2 separate regions of the Homo sapiens genome follow, and region 2 is linked to region 1. The links are chromatin loops, found by intact Hi-C in ENCODE. Cell type or tissue: psoas muscle. All regions are shown on one strand. Each heading gives the region's core, and the rest is flanking DNA. Links, peaks and the distances in the headings are about the cores only.

Evidence for each region. Hi-C counts contacts between places; a loop is a spot of excess contacts. Peaks named below come from ENCODE experiments on the same cell type or tissue, not always from the same donor. Only the 100,000 strongest peaks of a DNase experiment are listed, where the experiment ranks them.
Region 2: it touches region 1 in a loop (2.0-fold over the local background); 5 of 110 quality-filtered maps call a loop at or near these places.

What each region holds. Positions count from the first base shown.
Region 1 is chr17:81,618,529-81,634,077 of GRCh38, reverse strand. It overlaps NPLOC4 (NPL4 homolog, ubiquitin recognition factor), which reads left to right. Exons shown (of 17, transcript NM_017921.4): 2 at 4,273-4,353; 3 at 11,800-11,912. Among named protein-coding and RNA genes, the nearest start is that of NPLOC4, 11 kb to the left of the region's middle. RefSeq lists enhancers at 14,164-14,707, 14,708-15,251. In psoas muscle, for the core only: no CTCF peak of the experiment used is centred there; no DNase peak of the experiment used is centred there.
Region 2 is chr17:81,559,905-81,572,534 of GRCh38, reverse strand. NPLOC4 (NPL4 homolog, ubiquitin recognition factor) reads left to right here. Exons shown (of 17, transcript NM_017921.4): 13 at 447-518; 14 at 3,424-3,519; 15 at 5,002-5,118; 16 at 6,928-7,030. Among named protein-coding and RNA genes, the nearest start is that of FAAP100, 14 kb to the right of the region's middle. RefSeq lists a silencer at 1,761-1,969 and an enhancer at 11,447-11,546. In psoas muscle, for the core only: no CTCF peak of the experiment used is centred there; a DNase peak (open chromatin) is centred at 5,574; H3K27ac peaks cover 2,090 bases.

The sequences.
Region 1 (15,549 bases), core at 4,222-12,221:
CAACACGGTGAAACCCCACGTCTACTAAAAAAAAAAAATACAAAAAATTAACCGGGCGTGGTGGCGTGCACCTGTAGTCCCAGCCACTCAGGAGGCTGAGGCAGAAAAGTTAGAACCCGGGAGGCGGAGATTGCAGTGAGCCGAGATCGCACCACTGCACTCCAGCCTGGGTGACAGAGTGAGACTCTTAAAAAAAAAAAAAAAATTAGCTGGGCGCGGTGGCGGGCGCCTATAATCCCAGCTACTTGGGAGGCTTGAGGCAAGAGAATTGCTTGAACTCGGCAGGCAAAGGTTGCAGTGAACCGAGGTCGCGCCATCGCACTCCCACTCTGGGTGACAGAGCAAGACTCTGTCTTGGGGGGAGAAAAGAGTTTCTGTGGATTTAACTGTATCTCACCAGTTCTTCAACTTCCCCAAGAAGCGTTCTAGTCTTATTTTCTTATAAATAGGGAAACTTAAGTTACCAAGAGGCTGTGTGTTCATGTTGTCAGGTCTGTCTCTTCCTGTGTATTTCATTTTGTAGTCTGTGTCAGAGGCTAGGCCAGAACTTTCCATCGTACAAATTATGTTTGTCTCTTGTTAAATACTGGAGTTGGCCTTGGAAACCTGGACTCCCATCTTCTGTGGTAGAGGATCAAGTAGGATGACTTCTTCACCTTAGAATTCTGCAGCCTGAACCATTTAGCTCTGTAAAGAATGGCGGTAACATGCTCTTGTTCCAGAGTCATCGTTTGAAGGAACATTCACATGTTCCCCTTCATTAGAACAGAGCTTTCCTTTTTAAGATAGCTAAGTGTTGGCAGACAGATTTTAGAAACAAATAAGTGGAAGTATTTACCTAATGCTATATATTGTGAAAACGTTTTTCTGGGGTATTGAATCTAGAATGAAGTATACTAGACGTTAGAAGTATAAAGAATTGTATTTCTTTTCTTTTTTTTTTTTTTTTTGAGACGGAGTCTTGCTCTGTCACCCAGGCTGGAGTGCAGTGGCGCGATCTGCTCACCACAAGCTCTGCCTCCTGGGTTCACGCCATTCTCCTACCTCAGCCTCCCAAGTAGCTGGGACTACAGGCGCCCTCCACCACGCCTGGCTAATGTTTTGTATTTTTAGTAGAGATGGGGTTTCACCGTGTTAGCCAGGATGGTCTCAATCTCCTGACTTAAAAGTTGAGAACATATTGGGTGGAGCCTTTTCTGCCAAGTGAAAGTTATGGGAAAATGCAGGACAGGGTTATCCTATTTTAGGAAAATCTAGATTAGGCTTAGTTACTTTACTAAAAGCGGACAAATCCCAGTAGACTGAGCCTTTATGGTGTTTTGTCCTGTATCAGTGGAAATCTTTTTTAGACAATGGCTTGTGACAGTTTTCATCTGCATAATGGTTGAAGAGGATGTTTAATGTAACACTCGTGGTAACCTCACAGAAAATAGTTATAGAATTTATGAAAAAGGAAATAAGGGAGGCCGGGTGTGGTGGTGCACACCTGTAATCCCAGCACTTTGGGAGGCCCAGGTGGGTGGATAACTTGAGGTCAGGAGTTCGAGACCAGCCTGGCCAACGTGGTGAAATCCCATCTCTACTAAAAATACTAAAAATTAGCCAGGCGTGGTGGCAGGCACTTGTAATCCCAGATACTCAGGAGGCTGAGACAGGAGAATCACTTGAACCGGGGAGGCAGAGGTTGCAGTGAGCCGAGATCACGCCATTGCACTCCAGCCTGGGCAACAAGAGCTGAAAAAAAAAAAAGAAATAAAAAAGGAAATAAGGGAATTGAAATGTTTCACTATAAAAAATCAGCTAGGCCAGGGTTGGTGGCTCATGCCTATAATCCCAGCACTTTAGGAGGCTGAGGCAGGTGGATCACCTGAGGTAGGCGTTTAAGACCAGATTGACTAACATGTTGAAACCCCGTCTCTACTAAAAATACAAAAATTAGCTGGGCTTGGTGGTGCACGCCTGTAATCCCAGCTGCTCAGGAGGCTGAGACAGGAGAATCGCCTGAACCTGGGAGGCGGAGGTTGCAGTGAGTGGAGGTTGCAGTGAGCCGAGATTGCGCCACTGCACTCCACCCTGGGCAACGGAAAAAGACTGTCTCAAAAAAAAGAAAATTAGCTGGGTATGGTGGTGGGCGCCTGTGATTCCAGCTACTCAGGAGGCTGAGGCAGGAGAATCACTTGAACTCAAGAGGCAGAGGTTGCAGTGAGCCAAGATTGCGCCATTGTACTCCAGCCTGGGCCACAAGATTGAAACTTCATCTCGGGGAAAAAAAAAATGAGCTAAATACAAGAGATGGTAATGCAGGAAATGAGAGAGAAAGAAGCTATAGAATGCACCATCAGTCTTTGCTGAGAGGAGAAGCTAGGACACTTATGCGCATGTTCCTGTCTGCCTTCCTTCCCGTCCCGCGGATGGTTGGAGCAGGTCTTTGTTTGCTGCAGAGCATGCCATGTCATCCTCCTTGTCTAAAGCAGGGGCCTGTGCTGTTGGCCAGGCATGATAACTCACCTTCACGATGGCTTTCATCAGCATAAACATCAAGTTGTCTTAGAAAGTAATGCCCTTTGTCCAGTAGTCTTCCAGATCTGCCAACCTTTTTAGGCTTGCCGTGGGGGAAAAAAAAAAAAAAAAAAAAAAAAAATATATATATATATATGTACACTTTAATATGCATATATGCACACACACGTTATTAAATTAGGATGGGGTCTCGCTGTGTTGGCCAGGCTGATCTCGAATTCCTAGGCTAAAGAGATCTTCCTGCCTTGGTCTCCTGAAGTGCACAGATTATAGGTGTGAGCCACTGTGCCCAGCTGAAAATATTTTTTCAAAACCCTACTAAATTTTACCATTAAAGACCTTTATTGCTTTTAATTTTAATTTCTTTTTTAAGTTTAAATTTTTACTTTTTTTTTGAGACGAAGTCTTGCTCTTCGTCACGCAATGGCACGATCTTGGCTCACTGCAACCTCTGCCTCCTGGGTTCAAGCGATTCTCCTGCCTCAGCCTCCCGGGTAGCTGGGATTACAGGTGCCCGCCACCACGCCCAGCTAATTTTTGTATTTTTAGTAGAGACGGGGTTTCACCATGTTGGCCAGGCTGGTCTCGAACTCCTGACCTCAGGTGATCTGCCCGCATTGGCCTCCCAAAGTGCTGGGATTACAGGCAGGAGCCACTGTGCCCAGCCTAATCTCTTTTTTTGAGACAGGGTCTCACTTTGTCACCAATGCTGGAGTGCAGTGGCACCATCTTGGCTCACTGTAGCCTCGACCTCCCTGGTTTAAGTGATCCTCGTGCCTCAGCTCCCCAAGTAGCTGAGACCATAGGCGTACGCCACCATGCCTGGCTAACTTGTATTTTTAGTAGAGATGGGGTTTCCCCATGTTGCCCACTGGTCTTGAACTTCTGAGCTCAAGTGATCCACCGCCTTGGCCTCCCAAAGTGCTACAATTACAGACGTGAGCCACTGTGTCTGGCCATTTTTAAACGTTTTTTAGGGAAAGTAAGTAATAGCTGGCGTTGTGGCTCACACCTGTAATCCCAGCACAGTGGCAGGATCACTTGAGCCCCGGAGCTCGAGATCAGCCTGGGAAATATGACACTCCGTCACTACAAAAAAAAAAATTAACCTGGTGTGGTGGTGCAAGCCTGTGGTTCCAGCTCTCGGGAGGCTGAGGTCAGAGGATCACTTGAACCTTGGATGTCAAGGCTGCAGTAAGCTGTGATTTTGCCACTGCACTCCAGCCTGGGTGACAGCAAGACCCTGTCTCAAAAAAGCAAAAAAAAAGTAACAATTAGAAAATTTCCTGTGATTCTTTTAAATTGTAGGACTCTTGAAGACTGTCTAATGTTTGTATATAGATCCTGGAACAAAGTAACATCTTTTTTTTTTTTTTTTCCCCAAAGTAACATCTTTTTTAAAGAACACAGTTCATTCATGGTTCATGGTGGGTTTTTCTCTGTTTTAAGTCTGAAGAGACAAAAAGTGTTTTACATATACTCTATAAATAGTGATTAGGAATTAAAGTTGTTTTCTGAGTGAAACTAAGAGTTGAGAGGACAGTACTCTTAAAATATCTCCCCATATGTTGATGAATCTCACCCCTCGGCATCATATTCTAGAAGGATTGAGCTGGGTATTGAAAGGTGAAGAGTGAGGTTTGGCTTTAATTTTCAGTGACCCAGATGCTAAAAGACCACAGATGGAAGCCGTAGTATTAGATCAGGACCTCACTAGGCTGTGCAGTAACCATCATGTTTTGTTTGCAACAGATAATTCGTGTCCAGTCCCCGGATGGAGTGAAGCGGATCACAGCAACAAAGAGAGAAACAGCAGCAACATTTTTGAAAAAGGTATCTGTGGCCTGGGTATTGACCCTCAGGATATTTTTCATCCTCTACTCTTACTGCCATCGATACCTTTTCTCTTTTCCTCGTTTTCTTATTTTCCCTATTCCCAAATTGCCTCTTGCATTGCCTTTCTCTATCACAGTTGGGTTGGATTGCTATAGGATGAGATGTTTGTCACAGCTGATCACTGCTCAAAATTATAGGACCAAGAGCCCAAAGGTAAGTGTAAAAATATTTCACGGCTGGGCGTGGTGGCTCACACCTGTAATCCCAGCACTTCGGGAGACCAAGGCGGGTGGATCACGAAGTGAGGAGTTCAAGACCAGCCTGGCCAAGATGGTGAAACCCCGTCTACTAAAAATACAAAAATTAGTCGGGCGTGGTGGTAGGTGCCTGTAATCCCAGCTACTTGGGAAGCTGAGGCAAGAGAATTGCTTGACTCAGAAGGCAGAGTTTACAGTGAGTCGAGGTGGTGCCACTGCACTCCAACCTGGGCAACAGAGTGAGACTCCATCTCAAAAAAAAAAAAAAAAAAGTATTTCATAAGAGTGGCCAGGCGCAGTGGCTGACGCCTGTAATCGCAGCACTTTGGGAGGCCGAGGCGGGCGGATCACAAGGTCAGGAGATTGAGACCATCCTGGCTAACATGGTGAAACCCTATCTCTAGTAAAAATACAAAAAATTAGCCGGGTGTGGTGGCGGGCACCTGTAGTCCCAGCTGCTGGTGAGGCTGAGGCAGGAGAATGATGTGAACCCAGGAGGCGGAGCTTGCAGTGAGCTGAGATCGCGCCACTGCACTCCAGCCTGGGCGACAGAGTGAGACTGTCTCAAAAAAAAAAAAAAGTATGAATTGTAGATATGACTACAGTTGACTCAAAGAATCATCCCTGGCTCCTCCCTGGTCTCCTGACCTGCATTGTGTCCAGGATTCCCATGACAGTTTTTCTTTTTTTAACCAATCACAAAATATTTCATTTACTGTGATAGTTGCATATTATGTACTTCTTAGCTTATCTTCACAGTTTCTTCCTTATTTACTTTTCCCATGGATTCCCCCAGACTATTTCTGTCTGGTGTTGTTTCTCTTCAGACTGAAAAACATCCATTAGCCTTTGTTGTAGGTAGGTTTGTTGGTCACAGACCTTTGGGTTTTTTTGACCTGAAAATGTTTTCGTTTTGCCCTGTGTTTATATGAGGGTTATTTTCTTTTTTTTTGAGATGGCATCTCACTCTGTTGCCCAGGCTGGAGTGCAGTGGCATGATCTCGGCTCACTGCAACCTCTGCCTCCTGGGTTCAAGCAATCCTCTGCCTAAGCCTCTCGAGTAGCTAGGATTACAGGCACCCGCCACCATACCTGACTAATTTTTTGTATTTTTAGTAGAGACGGGGTTTCACTATCTTCACCATGCTGGTCTTGAACTCCCGACCTCGTGATCCACCCGCTTCAGTGTGAGCCACCGTGCCCAGCCATGAAGGATATATTTTCTTTTTCTTTTTTTTTTCTTTTTTTTTTTATGAGAGGGAGTCTCGCTCTGTCTCCAAGGCTGGAATGCAGTGGCATGATCTTGGCTCACTGCAAGCTCCGCCTCCCGGGTTCACGCCACTCTCCTGCCTCAGCCTCCCGAGTAGCTGGACTACAGGCGCCCACCACCATGCCTGGCTAATTTTTTGTATTTTTAGTAGAGACGGGATTTCACCATGTTAGCCAGGATGGTCTTCATCTCCTGACCTCGTGATCTGCCCGCCTTGGCCTCCCAAGGATATTTTCATTCAATACAAATTTCTTTTTTTGAGATGGAGTCTTTTTCTGTCGCCCAGGCTGGAATGTGGTGGCGTGATCTCGGCTCAGTGCAACCTCCGCCTCCTGGGTTCCAGCAGTTCTCCTGCCTCAGCCTCCCAAGTAGCTGGGATTACAGGTGTGCACCACAATACCTGGCTAATTTTTGTTTTTGTTTTTTGAGACAGAGTTTCGCTCTTGTTGCCCAGGCTGGAGTGTGATGGCATGATCTTGGCTCATTGCAGCCTCTGCCTCCTGTGTTCAAGCAATTCTCCTGCCTCAGCCTCCCGGGTTCAAGCAATTCTGCCTCAGCCTTCCGAGTAGCTGGGATTACAGGCATACGCCACCAAGTCCGGCTAAGTTTGTCTTTTTAATAGAGATGGAGTTTCACCATGTTGGTCAGGCTGGTCTCGAACTCCTGACCTCAGGTGATCCACCCGCCTTGGCCTCCCAAAGTGCTGGGGTTACAGGCGTGAGCCACTGCACCTGGCCTCAAAACAGATTTCTGAGTTGACAGTTCATTTTTGTTCCCCACCATGCATCAATTTTTTTTTTTTTTTGAGACGGAGTCTTTCTGTTGCCCAGGCTGGAATGCAGTGGCGCGATCTCGGCTCACTGCAAGCTCTGCCTCCCAGGTTCATGCCATTTCCCTGCCTCAGCCTCCCGAGTAGCTGGGACTACAGGCACCCGCCACCATGCCCGGCTAATGTTTTTTGTGTTTTTAGTAGAGATGGGGTTTCACTGTGTTAGTGAGGATGGTCTCGATCTCCTGACCTCATGATCCGCCTGCCTCGGCCTCCCAATGTGCCGGGATTACAAGAGTGAGCCACCACACCTGGCCCTTTTTCTTTTTTTTTTTTGAGACGAAGTCTCATTGTGTCGCCCAAGCTGGAGTGCAGCGGCACAATCTTGCCTCACTGCAACCTCCGCCTCCCGGGTTCAAGTGATTCTGTTGCCTCAGCCTCCCGAGTAGCTGGGACTACAGGCTCGCACCACCATGCCCAGCTGATTTTTGTATTTTTAGTAGAGACGAGGTTTCACTATGTTGGCCAGTCTGGTCTCGAATTCCTGATCTCAGGTGATCCGCCCGCCTCAGCCTCCCAAAGTGCTGGGATTACAGGTATGATCCACCCTCACCCAGTCCATTTTAAAATTATTATTATTATTATTTTTGCCTAGGTTGGAGTGCACTGGCAAAGTCACAGCTCACTGCAGCCTTGACTTCCCGGGCTCAAACGATCCTCCCACGTGAGCTTCCTAGCTAATTTCTTAATTTTTTGGTAGAGATGGGGTTTCACCATGTTGTCTAGGCTGGTCTTGATTTCCTCAAGTGATCCTCCCCACTCTGTCTCCTGGATGCTGGGATTCCAGGCGGGAGCCGCGGTGCCTGGTCCTGTTGAGCATTTGAAGCTGTCGTTCCACCGTCTTCTTGGTCTTCTCGTCTTCGTTGACCTCTGGCTTTCAGTAGGGTGACTCTGGTGTGCCTTGCAGTGGTGTTCTTTGTATCTTAACTTGAGAGAGTTTGCTGAACTTCCTGGAGTTGCTATTTGATGTTTTTCATTAAATTTTGGGGTTTTCCCCACTCTTAAGTATTTTTCTGTTCTATTTTCATTCTTTTCTTTTTTTTTTTTCTTGAGATGGAGTCTCGCTCTGTTGCCCAGGCTGGAGTGCAGTGGCGCGATCTTGGCTGACTGCAACCTCCGCCTCCGGGGTTCAAGCGGTTTTCCTGGCTCAGCCTCCCGAGTAACTGAGATTACAGGCACGTGCCAGCTCACCTGGCTAATTTTTTTTTTTTTTTTTTGAGATGAAGTCTCACTCTGTCGCTTGGGCTGGAGTGCAGTGGCGCAATCTCTGCCCACTGCAACCTCCACCTCCCAGGTTCAAGCGATTCTCCTGTTTCAGCCTCCTGAGTAGCTGGGATTACAGGGGTGCACCACCACACCTGTCTAATTTTTGTATTTTTAGTAGAGATGGGATTTCACCATGTTGGCCAGGCTGGTCTCAAACTCCTGACTTCAGGTGATCTGCCCAACTCGGCCTCCCAAAGTGTTGGGATTACAGGCTTGAACCTCCGCGCCCAACCCTCATTTTTTTCTAGTGAGGAGCATTTGATCCTGTACCATGGGTTCCTAAGGCTGTTTTTTTTTTCCCCAAATCTCTGCCTTCAGATTATATAGCTGTTATTTTTATTGATTCATTTATGTTTTTCTTTTTAGAGTTGGTTGGATTCTCACTCTGTCGCTCAGGCTGGAGTGCAGTGGTGTGATCATATCTCATTGTAGCCTTAAACTTCTGGGCTCAAGCAGTGCTTCCACCTCAGCCTTCCGAGTTGCTGGGACCACAAGCTATTCACCTATGTTTAGGTTGACTCTTCTGCTCTCTCCCTTCTGCTGATAAGCCCGTTCAGTGAATTTTTTATTTCTGTTCTTGTGTTTTTCAGTTCTAGAATTTCCATTTGATTGTTCTTTTATGATTTGTTTCTTTACCGAGATTCACATTCCTTTTATTTGGGTACATCTACTCTGATGACCCCTCGGTGTAGAGCTCTTGCTCTGGCCCCTTGCCTGGGCTCAGACACAGATGCGCCCACCTGCCTGCTGGACGGCTTCACTGCAGTGTGTCTGGTTGTCACCTCCGATCTCAGTGTCAAATGGAAGTCCTGATTTTCCCTCTAGTCTTCTTCCTTTTTTAGCCTTTCCTTTCATGGTCCCTGCACAGGTGTTACCTCCACATAGTTTCTCAATCTAGAATTCTCAGCTTTACTCTGACCTCCTTCCTTTCTCTCATTCCATTCCTGCCCCTGGTCCTGCTCGTCAGCTGGGCCTGGTGATGACCACTGCTGGAAAGTGTGCTCTTGCCTTCATCCCCACCATCCTGTCCCATCTCATCCCCTGTCTCAGCCCATCTCTCTTGTCTCTAATTGGCACTCTAGCTTCCTCTTCAGTGTGGTGTTGAGCAACAGGGATTTTGTGGATGATGATTCCCCCTGCCTTTCGTCTGTGTGGCTTCCCACGGCCCTGTCTGCCTCGCCAGCCTCATCTCTTTCCATCTTCCTTATTGTTTATTGGCCTCTGGCCTCCGTGTTTCCAACACCCTTCCTGCCTCCTGGTCTTTGTGCTTGCTCCTACTCCCTGTGGCCTTTTCTCCCAGCTCGCGTGTGGCGGGCTTACCCACCGCTGGGTGGGCCCTGCTCAGCTGAAGCTCTTCAGAGAGACTTCTAGCCTCCCATCTGAGGTTTCTTTTCCTTTTCTGTCGTAGTGCTTATTTCGACCTTTGTTGACTTTGTCTCCCCCATTTGTTGGTAAACTGCTTGACAGCAGGAACCTTGTCTTTTTTTTGTTTTTCTTTTTTTGAGGTGGAGTCTTGTTCCGTTGCCCAGGCTAGAGTGTAATGGCGTGATCTCATCTCACTGCAGCTCCGCCTCCCAGGTCGAAGTGATTCTCCTGTCTCAGCCCACCGACTAGCTGGGACTGTAGGCGTGCACCACCATGCCTGGCTAATTTTTGTCTTTGTTTTTGTTTTTGTTTTTTTGAGACGGAGTTTCACTCTTGTCGCCCAGGCTGGAGTGCAATGGCGCCATCTTGGCTCACTGCAACCTCTGCCTTCTGGTTTCAAGCAATTCTCTTGCCGCAGCCTCCTGAGTAGCTGGGATAACAAGTGTCCGCCACCACGCCTAGCTAATTTTTGTATTTTAGTAGAAATGGGGTTTCATCAAGGTGGCCAGGCTGGCCTCGATCTCCTGACCTCGTGATCCGCCCACCTCGGCCTCCCAGAGTGCTGGGATTACAGGCGTGAGTCACCACACCTGGCCTAATTTTTGTATTTTTAGGAGAGATGGGGTTTCACCATGTTGGTCAGGCTGGTCTTGAACTCCTGACTTGAAGTGATCCACCCGCCTTGGCCTCCCGAAGTGCTGGGATTGCAGACATGAGCCACCACGCCCGGCCAGAAACCTTGTCTTTTCTAGTTCATTTTTGTGATCTGAACACCCAGAATGGAGCTGAGCACATAGAACTGCTTAATATTTGTTGAAGGAATGAGTGAATATTCCCAGCATCTAGCAAAGTGCCCTGCACAGTGGACGTTTTATGATTTAGTCGCACCATTCTGTGTTAGGTTTCAGAATTGGAATTGAGTTTTGTTTTTTTTTTTGAGACGGAGTCTCGCTCTGTCGTCCTGGCTGGAGTGCAGTGGCGCGATCTCGGCTCACTGCAAGCTCCGCCTCCCGGGTTCACGCCACTCTCCTGCCTCAGCCTCCCGAGTAGCTGGGACTGCAGGCGCCCACCACCACGCCCGGCTAATTTTTTGTATTTTTAGTAGAGACGGGGTTTCACCGTGTTAGCCAGGATGGTCTCGATCTCCTGACCTCATGATCCGCCTGCCTCGGCCTCCCAAAATGCTGGGATTACAGGCGTCAGCCACCGCGCCCGGCCGGGTTTTTTATTTTTTTGAGACAGAGTTTTGCTTTTTTTTTTTTTTTTTTTTGAAACAAAGTCTTGCTCTGTCACCCAGGCTGGAGTGCAGTGGCATGATCTCGACTCACTGCAGCCTCTACCTCCCAGGCCCAAGCAGTTCTGCCTCAGCCTCCCGGGTAGCTGGGATTACAGGTGTGCGCCACCATGCCTGGCTAATTTTTGTATTTTTAGTAGAGACGGTTTCACTATGTTGACCAGGCTGGTGTCGAACTCCTGGCCTCGTGATCCACCTGCTTTGGCCTCCCATAGTGCTGAGATTACAGGTGTGAGCCTCCACACCCGGCCAGAGTTTTGCTCTTGTTGCCCAAGCTGGAGTGGAATAGCACGATCTCGGCTCCCTGCAACCTCTGCCTCCCAGCTTCAAGTGATTCTCCTGCTTCAGCCTCACGGGTAGCTGGGATTACAGGCATGTGCCACCATGCCTGGCTAATTTTGTAGTTTTAGTAGAAACGGGGATTCACCATGTTGGTCAGGCTGGTCTCGAACTCCTAACCTCAGGTGATACTCCCACCTCATCCTCCCAAAGTGCTGGGATTACAGGCATGAGCCACCACGCCTGGCCTGGAATTGGGTTTTTACAATTGAATTCAAAAATGGAAATTGAACTTTTCAAACATAGCCATTGGCCATGCATGGTGGCTCACGCCTGTAATCCCAGTACTTTGGGAGGCCAAGGTGGGCGGATCACCTGAGGTCAGGAGTTTGAGACCACCGTGGCCAACATGGTGAAACTCCATCTCTACTAAAAATACAAAAATCAGCCGGGTGTGGTGGCAGGCGCCTGTAATCCCAGCTACTTGGGAGGCTGAGGCAGGAGAATCACTGGAACCTGGGATGTGGAGGTTGCAGTAAGCCGAGATCATGCCACTGTACTCCAGCTTGGGCTACAGAACGAGACTGTCTGAAAACAAAACAAGGATAGCCATTAACTCTTGTTTGCTTCAAAGTCTTAAATGTTTTACAAAGTTTCATCATTGACAAGACCTTTGCTTTTTTGGCCACTTTATTCATTTTAATTGACACCTTTGTGAACAGTACAAATTTCTTTAAAAGAGCAAAATAGCAAGAGGAATTTGGTAAATGATGGGCACTTTCCAAATTTGGTGAATACTCTTCTAGTAGTGTCTGGTGTGTATGGTATGTGTAGTGATACTTTAGCATTTCATTAAATTTCTGTTCTTTGGGCCTTGTTTTAGGTTGCAAAGGAGTTTGGCTTCCAAAATAATGGCTTCTCGGTTTACATCAATAGAAACAAGACCGGAGAGATAACAGCCTCCTCCAACAAATCCCTCAACTTGCTAAAAATCAAGTAAGTGTCCTCTGAGGAGGAAGCAGGGAATGGGGGGAAATGAGGTCCCCATGATCTGCCCGAGGTTGCCGAGTTTTATCCTCTTTCCTCATCACACCACTCATTATGGTCTTATCAACTGACCAGAATACACATGACCGTGTTGCTTGCCAGGAATTCAGTAATTATCCTGAATCTGCAGTTACCATTGAGCAGATTTGATTGACTTTGCAGAATTCTGGAATTTGTGTCACTGAGGAGAAAGTTATTGTCTTTGTCCATGTACGGCGTGGAGTGAGCTGCATACTCAGCTGCTTGTCTGGAGTGAAAGACCTTGAACACAGCTGTGTGCCGGGAAATCATGTTAGCCCTGCTGGCTTGGGTAGGAGTGCTGCCACTGCAGTGGCCCATGCCACCCTGTAGAGTTGGTCATTCAGGACCTTCAGGACTCAGAGACCTCTTGTCACAGCCTGGCTACTGCCTGTTTTTGTAAAGTGTTATTGGAACACAGCCAGGTCGTGTTGTTGGTGCCAGTTTTCATGTTACAAGGGCAGAGTTTAGTTGTGATAGACCGTGAGGCCTGCAAAGCTGAAAGTATTGACTGGTCCTTTACGGAACACGGGTGCTGGCTCCCATCGAAACCATCTGGGCACTTACTCACATGTGCCTTAGATCAGTTCAGTCCTTAAGGAGCTAGTGGCCAGTTTTCCTCTCGACGCTGCAGGTTGCATGTGCTGTGGCCACTGGCTCAGTGGTGGGCCTGGGACCTGCTGGCAGTTGGCTGTGAGCCTGTTTACCAGCCAGAATGATGGGCTGGTTTTGCACTTGGTCACTTTTAGATTCACAAATTACTATGTCTAGGGACACAACATGCAATTGTAGCATTCATTTGTTCTTAACAAAGATGTATTGGGCACCTACTGTTTGCCTACCCATGTGGTGAGGTGAAACGAAACCTCTTGTTGTTGATGTTCATTTCCAGAGTGACACTGGTTCATCCTTCTTTTGAGCTGGTGAGGGGTTTTGCATCTTGATATTTTTCTTTTTTTTTTCTTTTCTTTCCTTCCTTCCTTCTTTCCTTTTCTTTCTTTCTTGAAGGGTTTTGCATCTTGATACTTCCTTCCTTCCTTCCTTTCTTTTCCTTTTCCTTTCTTTCCTTTTCTTGAGACAGAATCTCACCGTGTCACCCAGGCTGGAGTGCGGTGGTGCGATCGTAGCTCACTGCAGCCTCGACCTTCTGGGCTCAAGTGATCCTTCAGCCTCAGCCTCCCGAGTAGCTGGGACTACAGGCACATTTTTCACTTTTAAATCAAATCTAGCTGGTAATTTTTTAAAAAAAAGTTTAAATCTGGAACACGTAACCATTATCTAAAGGTAAAGAGAATGACTGTGAGTGCACACTCTCTGTTCCAGCCAGAGGAACTCTCAGCTCACGACCACGCTTGTCCCGCTGCTCTTGCCCTCCTTCCTTCTCTTCTGTTGCTTGGCCTTTTTTTCTCCCTCCTCTTTTTAATTATTAAACAAAATACGTACTGAACACCTCAGAAAACAGTGTATGCCTTGATGGATGAACCTTATGTGTCACCATTGCAAGCACCAAGCAGGTCTGGGGATAAGGCATTGGCAGCCACTGCAGAAGCTTCCCTAACAGTAATCACCGGTTTGCATTTTTTTATTTATTTATTTTTTTTGAGACGGAGTCTCGCTCTGTCGCCCAGGCTGGAGTGCAATGACGTGATCCCAGCTCACTGCAACCTCTGCCTCCCGGGTTCAAGCATTTCTCCTGCCTCAGCCTCCTGAGTAGCTGGGACTATAGGCTCGTGCCACCATGCCTGGCTAATTTTTTTATTTTATGTAGAGGTGGGGTTTCACTAAGTTGGCCAAGCTGGTCTCGAATTCCTGACCTCGTGATCCACCCGCCTTGGCCTTCCAAAGTGCTGGGATTACAGGTGTGAGCCACCGTGCCTGGCTCTTTATTCTTTCGTTACTTGAGTGTCTATCCCTAGACACTGCCAGTTAGTCTTGCTTTTTAAGGAAATTTGTATGTCTTACTTCTTGTAATCTTCAGGTTCCCCTTCCATCTCTTCCCTTTTCTTGAAATTTATCTGTTGAGGAACTTGGTCCATTGACCTGTAGAGTTTCCCACCTCTGAGGTCTTGCTGATTTCACATTCACAAGACCCTCCAGCATGACCCTCTGTGTCCTGGATTTCCTGCCGATGCAAAGCGGTAAACAGAGGCCTGACAGACTCAGGCCATTCCCTCAGCAGGACCATGGGGTGCTGTACCCCCACCTTTTTTTTTTTTTTGAGACGGAGTCTCAATCTGTTGCCCAGGCTGGAGTGCAGTGGCGCAATCTCAGCTCACTGCAACCTCTGCCTCCCAGGTTCAAGCGATTCTCCTGCCTCAGCCTCCTGAGTAGCTGGGATTACAGGTGCCCACCACCATTCCCAGGTAATTTTTGTATTTTTAGTAGAGACAGGGTTTCACCGTGTTGGCCAGGCTGATCTCAATCTCTTGACCTCAAGTGATTCACCCGCCTCAGCCTCCCAAAGTGTTGGCATTACAGATGTAAGCCACTGCGCCTGGCACCCCGCCTTTTTTCTTTTCTTTTCTTTCTTTTTTTTTTTTTTTCTTGAGACAGAGTTTCATTCTTGTTGCCCAGGCTAGAGTGCAGTGGCATGGTCTCAGCTCACCACAACCTCTGCCCCCCCGGGTTCAAGCGATTCTCCTGCCTTAGCCTCCCGAGTAGCTGGGATTACAGGCATGTGCCACCACGCCCGGCTAATTTTGTTTTTGTTTTTGTTTTTTGAGACGGAGTCTCACTGTGTTGCCCAGGCTAGAGTCCAGTGGCGCGATTTCAGCTCACTGCAAGCTCCACCTCCCGGGTTCATGCCATTCTCCTGCCTCAGCCTCCCGAATAGCTGGGACTACAGGCGCCCGCCAACATGCCCGGCTAATTTTTTGTGTTTTTTTTTTTTTTTTTAATTGATCATTCTTGGGTGTTTCTCGCAGAGGGGGATTTGGCAGGGTCATAGGACAATAGTGGAGGGAAGGTCAGCAGCCAAACAAGTGAACAAAGGTCTCTGGTTTTCCTAGGCAGAGGACCCTGCGGCCTTCCGCAGTGTTTGTGTCCCTGGGTACTTGAGATTAGGGAGTGGTGATGACTCTTAACCAGCATGCTGCCTTCAAGCATCTGTTTAACAAAGCACATCTTGCACCGCCCTTAATCCATTTAACCCTGAGTGGACACAGCACATGTTTCAGAGAGCACAGGGTTGGGGTAAGGTCATAGATCAACAGGATCCCAAGGCAGAAGAATTTTTCTTAGTACAGAACAAAATGAAAAGTCTCCCATGTCTACTTCCTTCTACACAGACACAGCAACCATCCGATTTCTCAATCTTTTCCCCACCTTTCCCCCTTTTCTATTCCACAAAACTGCCATTGTCATCATGGCCCGTTCTCAATGAGCTGTTGGGTACACCTCCCAGACGGGGTGGTGGCCGGGCAGAGGGGCTCCTCACTTCCCAGTAGGGGCGGCCGGGCAGAGGCGCCCCTCACCTCCCAGACGGGCGGCTGGCTGGGCGGGGGCTGACCCCCCACCTCCCTCCCGGACGGGGCGGCTGGCCGGGCGGGGGCACTGACCCCTCACCTCC
Region 2 (12,630 bases), core at 2,408-10,407, 60 kb after region 1:
TATCCATACACTTCAATAAGATTTGAAGTAATTTAAAAAGTGAAGGCCGGACGCGGTGGCTCACGCCTGTAATCCCAGCACTTTGGGGGGCTGAGGCGGGTGGATCACGAGGTCAGGAGATCGAGACCATCCTGGCAAACACAGTGAAACCCTGTCTCTACTAAAAAATACAAAAAAAATTAGCCGGGCGTGGTGGCGGGCGCCTGTAGTCCCAGCTACTTGGGAGGCTGAGGCAGGAGAATGGTGTGAACCTGGGAGGCGGAGCTTGCAGTGAGTGGAGATCACGCCACTGCATTCCAGCCTGGGCGACAGCACAAGACTCTGTCTCAAAAAATAAATAAATAAATAAATTAATTAATTAAATAAAAGGTGAGACAAGCATGTGAAAGGAAAATCATTACTACTGATCGTCTTTGCTCACCGCTGTTCCCCTCTGACTATTGCAGGACGTAGACAAGTTTGGCAACGAGATCACCCAGCTGGCCCGGCCCCTGCCTGTGGAGTATCTCATCATAGACGTAAGTGCCCCCCATGCACAGCTTGGGCAGGTGGACCCATTGGGCGCCTTGTAGGTGGGACTGCTGGGTGGTGGCTGCTCAAGGGAGGAGGCTGCAATTTAAGGCACCCTCTGCCTTGAGCAGTGCCCACCCCAGAACAGGCACCCAGGAGGTGGTTGTAGAATCACTGAGCATGCGGTGTTGCTGAAATGCTCACAGTTTTAAGGGCTTTTTGTTTTAGTCTCAGGTTTTTATTTCCTTGACGTCAACCTAGGGGTTAACTGTCCCCATACTAAAGTACAAAGGACCACTGACCCCAGGCTAGGCAGCCTCTGGAAGGCAGCGAACCCCCATTGCTTGGGTCTCCAGTCACCGGAGCATCAAGCAGTCTTGTCCAGATGTGCTGTGCTTGGTGTGTGGCTGTCAGCTGTCCTGCACGTGCAGGTGCTTGCCCTAGCCCCAGCACAGCTGCCACAGCCCACAGTGTGTCTGGGTCACTCCGTCCAGGGTGGTCCCCAGGGGACACACCTGTAACTCAGTGTTCTTGAGTGAGGGCTCAGCGTGGTTTACTGGGTGGAACTCCAGGAGCCACAAAGGCCCCTGGCTCTTCCACATCTTCCCTGTGTCTCAGCTCCTTTTTGGAGGCATTTTATGGTCATGGAGACATGGCTGTACCATTGGCCACAGGGCAGCAAGGATGGCAGGATGAGCCTTTGCAGAAGCCAGTGCATCAGCCCCACCGGAGCTCTGTCCAAAGCGGACGGGAGGCGGCTCATTTCCTATGCTGCTGCCACGCCAGGATCTATTCAGGCTGCATTTGAAATTGGATGGGCACGTGATTCAGGCAGTAAAATATCATTGCATTCGGAACAGCAGGTCCCCACGAGCCAAGCCCATCGATGCACCATTCCAACTGACAGCTCCCGAGAACATATTTATTACCTAGGCCGTGAAGGCATCTGGTTTTTAGACTACCTAGGGTGTAATTAAGATGAAAACAGATTGATGGAGCATGCACCCAGGAGGAGCAGGCATGATTTAAAACCAGCTTTCTCAGGTCTTCTACCCCAAGCAGCCTCCCCACTTCTTTCCTCTTCTTTTATAAAGGAAGTTAAGTTTTTGCCTTAGTGCAGTTTTTCAGAAGTACTTGTTTGTGGGAGAGCATTCTGCTCTGTGATGCCCAGGCTCCTTGACCCTGTGGAAGTGAGGCATGGGGAGTCCTTGAGAGCAGGTGCCCAGAGAGGTGTGTCAAGCTCCATGCCCAGCCCTGGGCCACAGGCGCTGGCCTCAGCCAAGGTTCTTAAACCTTGGGATGGGATGGCTGGGCAGGCAGGAAAAGGCACCAGCCAGTGTTACTGGGGTTTCTTTGTGGGTTCTGGGGGCATCATCTGGCTGATAGACGATGGGTAGGGTAGGGAAATGGCTTCAGTGTAAGATGGGAGCTGATGCCCTTCCTTGGGACATCTGGGATGGGCTGTGTGGACTTTGGTTCTGTTCCCCTCCAAGGGCCAGTTACAAGGCCAGCAAGAGCCCCCGTCAGTCCCACTAGCTCACTCACTAGCACGTGTTCTGGGGGTGCCGCCTTCTTCATTTCTAGGCCTTCCCAAGGGACGCGCCTGAGCAGGCCAGGCTTTTGTCTCTGCAGGAGGTCAGCACCTCCCCTGTCTTCAGCTGGGACCCAGCACTGTGTGTACCAACACTATGTGTACCAGCCCCGTGCTGGGCACCCAGGAGGCGAGTACTCCGATCATCTTCATCCTGAGGAAGAGTAAAGTGAGGCCCAGGATCCCTAACTGACGAGGCCATGTAGCCGACACGTGGCACCGCGGCCCGAGTCTTCATGACCCACCCCGCCGCTTGCCCATGAAGGGCCAGCTCAGGCCAGAGATGCTGCTGGTGGCTCAGCTGTCCTTCCACAGCGGCTGGCGCTGGCACAGCAAATCCTGGGCCAGCTAGCTCAACAACTCACTGCCTTTGCTGATGCAGAAAACAGACCAGAACCACACTCATTCTTTAGAAATAGTCCCAAAGGAACCAGAATAGTTCCCCTAAATCTGGAAGAGGTGTGACCTCTGCTGCTGCTGTTGTGTTGCAGAGAAAAGCAGCATCAACTCAACTCGGTGCTGCTTTGGGGAGGGGTGTCTGTCACGAAGAATAAAAGTGGTATTTCTATTGATTCTTGCACATTTACCACTGTCCCTGTAGCATCTATTGATTATATCTTAGGTGCAAAGTGCCCTCTGTTGTCATTAAGGCCTGTCTGAGCCAGTGAAGGACTGAAGGACTTAGCTGGCCTTTGGGTATCAGCTCTGAGGGAGAGAGAAGAGCTGAACCCTGTGTTCCTCAAGGGCCTTACATTCACCCCTGCCTGGAAAAGCCCACAGCTCCGTGGAGTGGCTCCCAGCATTCAGAAGGGGCTTAGTGAGCTGCTGAAGGGTGCTTTGTGTCTTGAAAGCTGGCTGATTGCTCATTTGCCCTCCGAATCCAATGACACGAATCTCTCTTGAGCAAAGTCAGCTCCTGGGGCGGCCTCCTGGCCCTTCCGTTCCTTTCCTGTCACCTGGCCAAGGGGCCAAACCAGCCTTTCGTTCCTCCATAGCAGAGGGAGAGAACCTGTGTGACTCTGAAGGGAAGCTGTGCCACGAGGGGAGTCCCAGTGCCCTTTTTGTCCGACGTCGAGGCCGGTGCACAGGCCGGAGGCTGCCCGGATATGGTGTAGTTTGTCTCCAGGATGGCGGAGTTTCCAAGTGTTCGTTTAGAGATGACACTAATAGATAACGGTTCCCTTTGATGGAGAGCTTGTAGAACATTCTCAGAATTGCTAGGAGTCGTTAATTTGGGCTCTGGGAGATGCTCTGGGCTGGCTGGGAGTCGGCCACACCATTTTCAGCCTCATTTATCATGGGTTTGTGTTTTTCTTCATTAGATCACAACAACTTTCCCCAAGGATCCAGTTTACACTTTTTCTATTTCGCAAAATCCATTTCCTATTGAAAACCGGGATGTATTGGGTGAGACACAGGTGAGCTCTTTGTCTTTAGAAACATAATTTAAGGTAACTGCTGATTGTTATCTAGTGTCAGTATTGTTTTTCCAGAAAACATCAAGCTTTCAAATGCTCCCGATTCATTCTTGTGACAGGCCAGCTAGGGCCTACTGTGGGGCACTGCTGGTCACGTGGACGCCCTTCCCATGGCTAGGTGATGGACGGCCACAAAGGCTAATCCCCTGACGTCCTGACTGGCCACATCTTCAGTGGACCTCGTAATTTTCCCAAATGTGTTGCTTTGTGTCTTCTGCCAGCAGCCTCGTCACTGTTGGTTTGGCCTGGCCCCTGCCTGGTCACCTGCTGCCCTTCTTAGGCACCTTGGGGCTGTGTGGCCCCTCTCGGCCTGGCCTCGGCTTTCCCGTGTGTAGTGTTGATCTGCTGCTTAGCGTGGCTCCCGTGTTGGCCTCTGCTCTCACTGGCAGATCAGGCCAGGTCCGATTTGCTGTCACGCCTGCATACTGTGTAGACAGGCTGTGTACACATGGTTGTTCTTAAATCATAACTTGCTAACAGACATTTCAGAAGGTGGTCAAAGAATGTCTATAATGAGGTTTTCTTCAGTGGCTGACAAAGCTTCTTCTATGCTTTGATCCCCTCAGTGCCCATCCGCCCAGGGGACTTGGGGTGCTCACAGAGGTGCAAAGCCAGTTATTGGGGTGCACTCTTGAAGCTCTGTGTTTGGTTCTGCTGAAGATGTCCGTGCTGCATCACGGCTGCCCTGCACATTCCTCCCTCTTGCTGCCCTAGATGGAGAATACAGCTCGACAGGAAAAGTCAGACCTGTCTCCCTGCCGTGAAGGGGGCCCCAGGCCCCTCCCGCAGCCCACTCTCCACCGGGGGACCAGGGCGCATTTCCATGTTTGTGTCTCTGTCTGAGTCAGCCTTTTTTTTTTTTTTTTTTTTTTTTTGGAAGACAGAGTCTCACTCTATCACCCAGGCTGGAGTGCAGTGGTGCGATCTTGGCTCACTACAACCTCCACCTCCTGGGTTCAAGCGATTCTTCTGCTTCAGCCTCCTGAGTAGCTGGGATTATAGGTGCGCGCCACCAAGCCTGGGTAATTTTTTTTGTATTTTTAGTAGAGACGGGGTTTCGCCATGTTGGCCAGACTGGTCTCGAACTCCTGACCACCTGCCTGCCTCGGCCTCCTAAAAAGTGCTGGAATTACTGTGTTAGCCTCCACACCTGGCCAGTCTGAGTCAGCTTTATAAGCATGTCTCCTTGCACATCTGGGTAGTCAGGTGTGCTGAGAGCATCTTCTTGGGAGAAGAGAGCAAGAGCTTGCTTTGCAGCTGCCTGCTCCTCTTTCTTGGACCCTGTTCGTGGTTGCAGAGGCAGAGGGAGAGGTGTCTCAGCATTCAGTGTATTGAGTTGCGTCTTAGTAGGAAACAGCTCTGTTTCGGGGTCTGGCACTGGGGAACTGTATGGAACATTCATGTTTATTCCCATTCCTCTAGGACTTCCATAGCTTGGCCACCTATTTGTCTCAGAATACCTCATCTGTGTTCTTGGATACCATCTCAGATTTCCACCTCTTGCTGTTCCTGGTCACCAATGAAGTTATGCCTCTGCAGGTGCGTGTCCAAGTGTGGTGTCCACTTGAGCAAGTGGGCTTTGGCTGCAAAGAGACGCCTGTGTCTTGCTTTCTTTCCTCCCAGACCAGAGCATGATTGGGAAACTGGGTCAAAGCTCGGGGTCACAGGTTGTCCCCCTCATTTGTCCTATGGGCAGAGTGTAGGCAGCAGCTTTTCACAAGAAGCTTGTTGATAGAAAGATTAATTTTTTCACCTTTAGCATTTCCATTGAGTGTCTGCACCTCTGTGAGGAAGTACGGTTTCATCTGTTACAATCGAATGGGAAGCAGAGGTGATTTAGCTCTGCCTCCAGCATTAGAGTTAGACAGTTTAAAAAATTCCTGTTCTAACAGTTTCAGAGTCACAGCCTCTGCTTTTTACTCATATCTCCCCTCCTCCTAAATCAACTCTGGTTTTATTGCCTTGGCCCAGAAGGCTTGGCCAGCTTCCAGACCCCAAGCTCACAGCTGCACAGTTGGCATTTTTAAGAGACACCGTTGGGGGAGAAGAGGGCGAGTGCTTTGCAGAAGTGGCTGCTCTGGGTAGTGGGGGCCAGTGGGCAGCAGCCCCCAGGAGGTTCTTGCCGTGTGTAGGGGTCCGACTTTGGCTTTTTCTTCACTGTTCAAGCCAACAGGAAATGCCAAAGAGAAAGGAGCAAATTCTTTCTGAGCTGCTCCGCCACTGACTCAGAACTTTTCCCTGAAGGAGACAGAATAGAGAGGCTCCTCCTCCCCCGGCCTTTCTCTGTCAGGAAGCCTATAGCTGTTCTTGTATCCTGCTAGTTTATTTTGTGTCTGTATTTTGTCTCAAAACCACTCACTCGGGTATTTGACATCAGGCACCCTGTGCCTCTTCCCTGCCTGTGCCTTCCCTAGTCAGCCCAGGGAACTGCACCTCCTGCTCCGAGGTTCAGCTGCTGCCCATCTGTCTGGACAGGTGGTGAAAGGTGAGGCTCCCTCTACACCAGAGCCACCTTGCTAGTATACTGCACTATTTTTGCAGTCATCTGTTGGAAGACATTCTCTGGAGGTACTGAGAGCTCCTGAAGGCTTTATCCGTTTCTCATATATGAATTATTTTTTTTTAAGACGGAGTCTCGCTCTGTTGCCCAGACCGGAGTGCATTGGCGCAATCTTGGCTTACTGCAACCTCCGCCTTCTGGGTTCAAGCGATTCTCCCGCCTCAGCCTCCCGAGTAGCTGGGATTACAGGTGCCCGCAACCACGCCTGTCTAATTGTTGTATTTTTAGTAGAGACGGGGTTTCGCCACGTTTGCCAGGCTGGTCTCAAACTCCTGACCTCGTGATCTGTCTGCCTCTGCCTCTGAAAGTGTTGGGATTACAGGCGTGAGCCACTGCGCCCATCCTTAATGCATTAATCCCCTGCAGTTTGACTCGGAAGGCTAGGATAGAGAGTGCATTTTTCCAGACACGAGAGGAGAAAGAGGCAGAGGGATGAAATGTGAGGGAGGAGGACACGTCTCACAGTCAAGACTTCCGCCCTCCATCCCAGCCTCCAGGACGAGAGGCATGAGCTCCTATCCTCCGGGCTGTTGAGCACCGTCAGCACAAGGCAGAGGCACAGATGCCCGCTTGGGCCTATTTGGGAAGAATTTAAATTCTAGTTCAATTTAGCACTTGCGTTTATAGATGTAAGTTGTGGCAGTTTGCATTTTATAGTGATAGCCTGTAAGATTTTTAAAATGTCCTCAGAAATACGTCTTGATGTTGGGGAGAAAGAAACCTGTTCTAGCAGGAAGCTGCTCACCTTAGGCACAGCGAAGAGGAACCTTCCTTTTGGCTTCTTGTAGGACAGCATCAGCTTGCTGCTGGAGGCCGTGCGGACCAGAAATGAGGAGCTCGCCCAGACATGGAAGAGGTCTGAGCAGTGGGCCACCATCGAGCAGCTGTGCAGTGAGTACCCCCACCCCCTGCCCCGGCACCCCGTGGCTGGGGCCGGAGAGCAGCCCACTCTGCACAGCTCCCCACTGCCGGTGGTGCCCTGGATTCCGCACCCAGCTGCATCCTGGCAGGTGCCATCGGCAATGCAACGAGTAGAGACTCGGCCTCCCTGCCAGGCACGTGGCAGGCTCCGGTGATGGAGCAGACATGTTGTCCAGGCCGTACGTCTTAGGTACACAGCCCTGTAAATTTTATAAACCTGTACATCAGAGATACTAATCTCCAGGCATCCTAGGAGCACTTTGAACATCATTGTCTTAAGAGAATCAGAAACTTTATGGAAGCGCCGGAAGCGTGGGACCTTTTGGTCTCCTTGAGAATTTCCCTTTAGTGCTTAAAGCTGTAAGGAGGAGAAGCCTGCAGCATCCATGTTGTTGCTGGTGGACACTACGGAACGGACCGCAGGCATTGCGTGTCTTCCGGACCCTCAGTCACCAGGTCCTGAACGATTCCCCACTCGTGAGAACCTTCTGTCAGCATTGCTGCAGGGACTCCTCACGCACCGTGGTGCCTCGTGCAGCCCGAGTGCCCTGAGTCCCTGCAGCTGAGAGCACCAGAGTGCCCGGGAGCTACGGCCCTGGACAAATGCTAGAATCCTTCTGTTAACACAGCCTTCAAAAGACACATCAAACACCTTTATACCATTTCCTGTTTTTTTTTTTTTTTTTGAGACGGAGTTTGGCTCTTGTCACCCAGGCTGGAGTGTGGTGGCGTGATCTTGCCTCACTGCAACCTCCACCTCCTGGGTTCAAACGATTCTCCTGCCTCAGCCTCCTGAGTAGCTGGGACTACAGGCATGTGCCACCATGCCTGGATAATTTTTGTATTCTTAGTAGAGCCAGGGTTTCACCATGTTAGCCAGGCTGGTCTCGAACTCCTGACCTTGTGATCTGCTTGCCTCTGCCTCCCAGAGTGTTGGGATTACAGGTGTGAGCCACCACGCCCAGCCGAGGTTTTCTTTTCACACAATTCTTTGTTTATTATTTTTATTTTTGTAGAGACAGGGTCTCACTCTATTGCCGAGGCTGGAGTGCAGTTGCACAATCGTAACTCACTGCAGCCTCAAACTCCAGGCTCAAGTGATCTTTCTGCTTCAGCCTGCTGAGTAACTGGGACCACAGGCTTGCAACACCACACCCAGCTAATTCTTGGGGCTTTGTTGTTGCTTTTTATTTGTTTGTTTTTTAAAAATAATTTTAACTTATTTTAGATTCACAGGGTACATGTGCAGGTTTGTCACCTGGGTATATTGCCTGATGCTGAGGTTGGGGTATGATTGATCACATCACCCAGGTACTACACATAGTACCTAATAGTTTTTCAGCCCGCCCTGCTCTTTGTGTGTGTGTGTGTGTGTGTGTGTGTGTGTGTGTTTTGAGCTGGAGCCTCACCCTGTCTCCCAGGCTGGAGTGCAGTGGCGCAATCTTAGCTCACTGCAAACTCTGCCTCCTGGGTTGAAGCAATTCCCCTCCCTCAGCCTCCCGAGTAGCTGGGATTACAGATGTGTACCACCACACCTGGCGTTGCCATCTTTATGTACGTGAGTACCCATGTTTAGCTCCCACTTATAAATGAAAACATGTAGTATTTGGTTTGCTGTTCCTGCATTAGTTTGCTTAGAATAATGGCCTTCAACTGCATCCATGTTGCTGCAAAGGACATGATTTCATTCCTTTTTATGGCTGCAAAATTTTTTAATATTTTTGTATCAATGAGGTCTCACTGTGTTGCCCAGACTGGTCTCAAACTTTGGCCTCAAGCATTCCTTGCACCTCAGCCTCACAAAGTCCTGAGATTATACCTGGGAGCCACTGCACCCAGCCCTTTGATGCAGTTCTAACAATGACACCAGTCTTTTTTTTTTTTTTCTTTTTTGTTTCCCTTTTAGAGACAGGGTTTCACTCTGTTGCCTAGGCTGGAGTGCAGTGGAGTGATCATAGCTCACTACAGCCTTCAATTCCTGAGCTCAAGCGATCCTCCTGCATCAGCTTTCGGAGTACCTAGGAGTATAAACATGAGCCACTACACCCAACTAATGTTTTTGGTTGGTGTTTTTTTTTTTTCTTTAAGAGATAGGGTTGGCCGGGCCCGGTGGCTGGCTCACACCTGTAATCCCAGCACTTTGGGAGGCTGAGGCAGGTGGATCACAACGTCAAGGGATTGAGACCATCCTGGCCAACATGGTGAAACCCCATTTCTGTTAAAACTACAAAAATTAGCTGGGCATGGTGGCGAGCGCCTGTAATCCCAGCTACTCAGGAGGCTGAGGCAGGAGAATCACTTGACCCAGGAAGCGTAGGTTGTAGTGAGCTGAGATCGTGCCACTGTACTCCAGCCTGGGCGACAGAGCAAGACTCTGTCTCAAAAAAAAAAAAAAGATGTGGTCTTGCCATGTTGCCCAGGCTGGTCTCAAACTCCTAGGCTCAAGTGATCTTCCTGCCTTGGTTCCCAAAGTGCTGAGATTACAGCTGTGAGCCACTGCACCTGACCTTTTTTTTTTCCCCCCTCCTTTTTTTTTTGAGACAGGTTCTCACTCTGTCACCCAGGCTGAAGTGCAGTGGCATTTGAGGTCAGTCTCACCTTGACCTCCCCAGGCTCAAACAATCCTCCCGCCTCAGCCTCCTGAGCAGCTGGGACTACAAGCATGTGCCACCATCCCTGGCTGATTTTTTAAATTTGTTGTAGAGATGAGGTCTCACTATGTTGCCCAGGCTGGTCTTGAACTCTTGGGCCCAAGCGATCCTCCCGCCTCAGTGCTGAGATTGCAGTGGTAAGCCACCATGTCCAGCCAACTCTTTAATAATAGGCAGTTCTGACTGGTGTAAGTTCTGACTGGTATCTCACTGTGGTTTTAATTTGCATCTCTGATGATTAGTGATGTTGGGCATTTTTTCATGGGTTTTTTGTTTGTTTGTTTTGAGACAAAGTCTTGTTCTGTTGCCCAGGCTGGAGTGCAGTAGTGTGATCTCAGCTCACTGCAGCCTCCACCTCCCGGGTTCAAGCCATTGTCCAGCCTCTGCCTCCTAAGTAGCTGGAATTACAGGTGGCTGCCACCACACCCAGCTAATTTTTTTAGTTTTAGTAGAGACAGGGTTTCTCCATGTTGGCCAGGCTGGTCTCAAACTCCTGACCTCAAGTGATCCACCCACCTCGGCTTCCCAAAGTGCTGGGATTATAGGTGTGAGCCACCGCGCCCGGCCCTCATGGGTTGTTTTGTTTTGTTTTGAGACGGAATCTCACCCTGTCACCCAGGCTGCAGTGCAATCTCATGATCTCCACTTACTGCAACCTCCACGTCCTGGGTTCAAGTGATACTCCTGCCTCAGCCTCCCGAGTAGCTGGGACTACAGGCGTGCACCCACGCCTGGCTAATTTTTATATTTTTAGTAGAGATGGGGTTTCACCATGTTGGTCAGGCTGGTCTGGAACTCCTGACCTCAGGTGATCCACCTGCCTCGGTCTCCCAAAGTGCTGGGATTACAGACGTGTATACACAAGACACAAAGATCAGCTCAGGATGGGTCATAGGCCTAATGGTAAAAGGTAAAACTATGAAGCAGGCTGGGCATGATGTCTCATAGCTATAATCCTAACACTCTAGGAGGCCAAAGCTGGAGGACACTGTAGCCCAGAAGTGTGAGACCAGCCCACACAGCATAGTGAAGCCCCGTCTGTACAAAAAAACAATATTAAAAAAAAAAGAATTAGCTGGGCATGGTGAGTGGTCCACGCCTATAATCCCAGCTTCTGGGGAGGCTGAAATGGGAGGATCCCATGAGTCAGGAGGTCGAGGTCACAGTGAGCCATGATTATACCACTCCAGCCTGAATGACAGAGCAATACCCTGTCTTAAAAAAATAAAAACTGTAAAACAGTTATTAAGTTGAATCTCTTCAGGGCCTTGGGGTACGCAAAGATTCTTTTAGGCAGGATGCAGGACCTTGGGGTAGAACACAGAAAAACACTGGCATAAAAATAGGTAAATTGATAAATAAATTTATCTAAACAAAACACTTGTGCTCATCACAGGGCACTGTTAGAAACATGAAAAGGCACCAATGGGGGACGCAGTATTAGCAGTACATACACACAACATGACTTCTATCTGAAACTTAAAAATAACTCTGCCTGTTGTTAATCAAACAGAAAGCAGAAGAAGAAGCTGGGCGGAGGGTGAAACGTTTCACAAAAGGAAATGCAGGTCGGGCATGGTAGCTCACGCCTGTAATCCCAGCACTTTGGGAGGCCGAGGCGGTGGATCATTTGAGGTCAGGAGTTCGAGACAGCCAGGCCAACATGGTGAAAACCCATCTCTACTAAAAATAAAAAAAATTAGCCAGGTGTGGTGGCACGTGCCTGTAATCCTAGCTACTTGGGAGGCTGAGGTAGGAGAATCGCTTGAACCCAGGAGGCAGAGGTTGCAGCGAGCCGAGATTGCGCCATTGCACTCCAGCCTCGGCAACAACAAAAAAAAGGAGATGCAGGAACAGTCACTATCATTAGTCATCAGGGAAATGCAAATTAAAACATGAGAAGCCGTTACACATTCATCAGTGTGGCTGAAATGAAAAAAACGCGACAATGTCAAGTGTGAGTGAAGATGTGAAGCAGCTGGGACTCTCGTACCTTGCGAGTGGGAGGCAAAACCGTGCCACCCTCGCGAGAACTGTGTCTCAGGGTCTTAGAAAGTTCAGCACACAATTCATTACCCTGTGGGCCGGCAGATTCATTCCTAGGTAGGTTTTTTGTTGTTGTTGTTTGTTTGTTTGTTTGTTTTGAGATCTCGGCTTACTGCAACCTCGGTTCACTGCAACCTCCGCCTCCCAGGTTCACGCCATTCTCCTTCCTCAGCCTTCCTAGTAGCTGGGATTACAGGTGCGCACCACCACCCCCAGGTAATTTTTGCATTTTTAGTAGAGACGGGGTTTCACCATGTTAGCCAGGATGGTCTCCATCTCTTGAATTTGTGATCTGCCCACCTCAGCCTCCCAAAGTGCTGGGATTACAGGCATGAGCCACCGCGCCCGGCCTGTTGTTTGTTTTTGAGATGGAGTCTCGCTGTGTCGCCCAGGCTGGAGTGAAGAGGCAGGGTCTCGGCTCACTGCAGGCTTCCCCTCCCGGGTTCATGGGATTCTCCTTCCTCAGCCTCCTGAGTAGCCGGAACGGCAGGTGTCTACCACCACGCCTGGCTAATTATTTTTAGTAGAGACCGGGTTTCGCCATGTTGGCCAGGCTGGTCTCAAACTCCTGACTTCAAGTGATCCACCCGCCTCGGCCTCCCAAAGTGCTGGGATTACAGGCGTGACCCACTGCACCCAGCCTCACTCTTTGTTTTTATCCAAGAGAAATAAAAACACAGGTCCACAAAGAAATTGTAGAAGAATGATCCTGGCAACTTTGTTCATATTAGCTCAAAACTGGAGGCTGGGCATGGTGGCTCATACCTATAATCCCAGCACTTTGGGAGGCCAAGGTGGGTGGATCACCTGAGGTCAGGAGTTCGAGACCAGCCTGGCCAACATGGTGAAACCCTAGTTCTACCAAAAAATAGA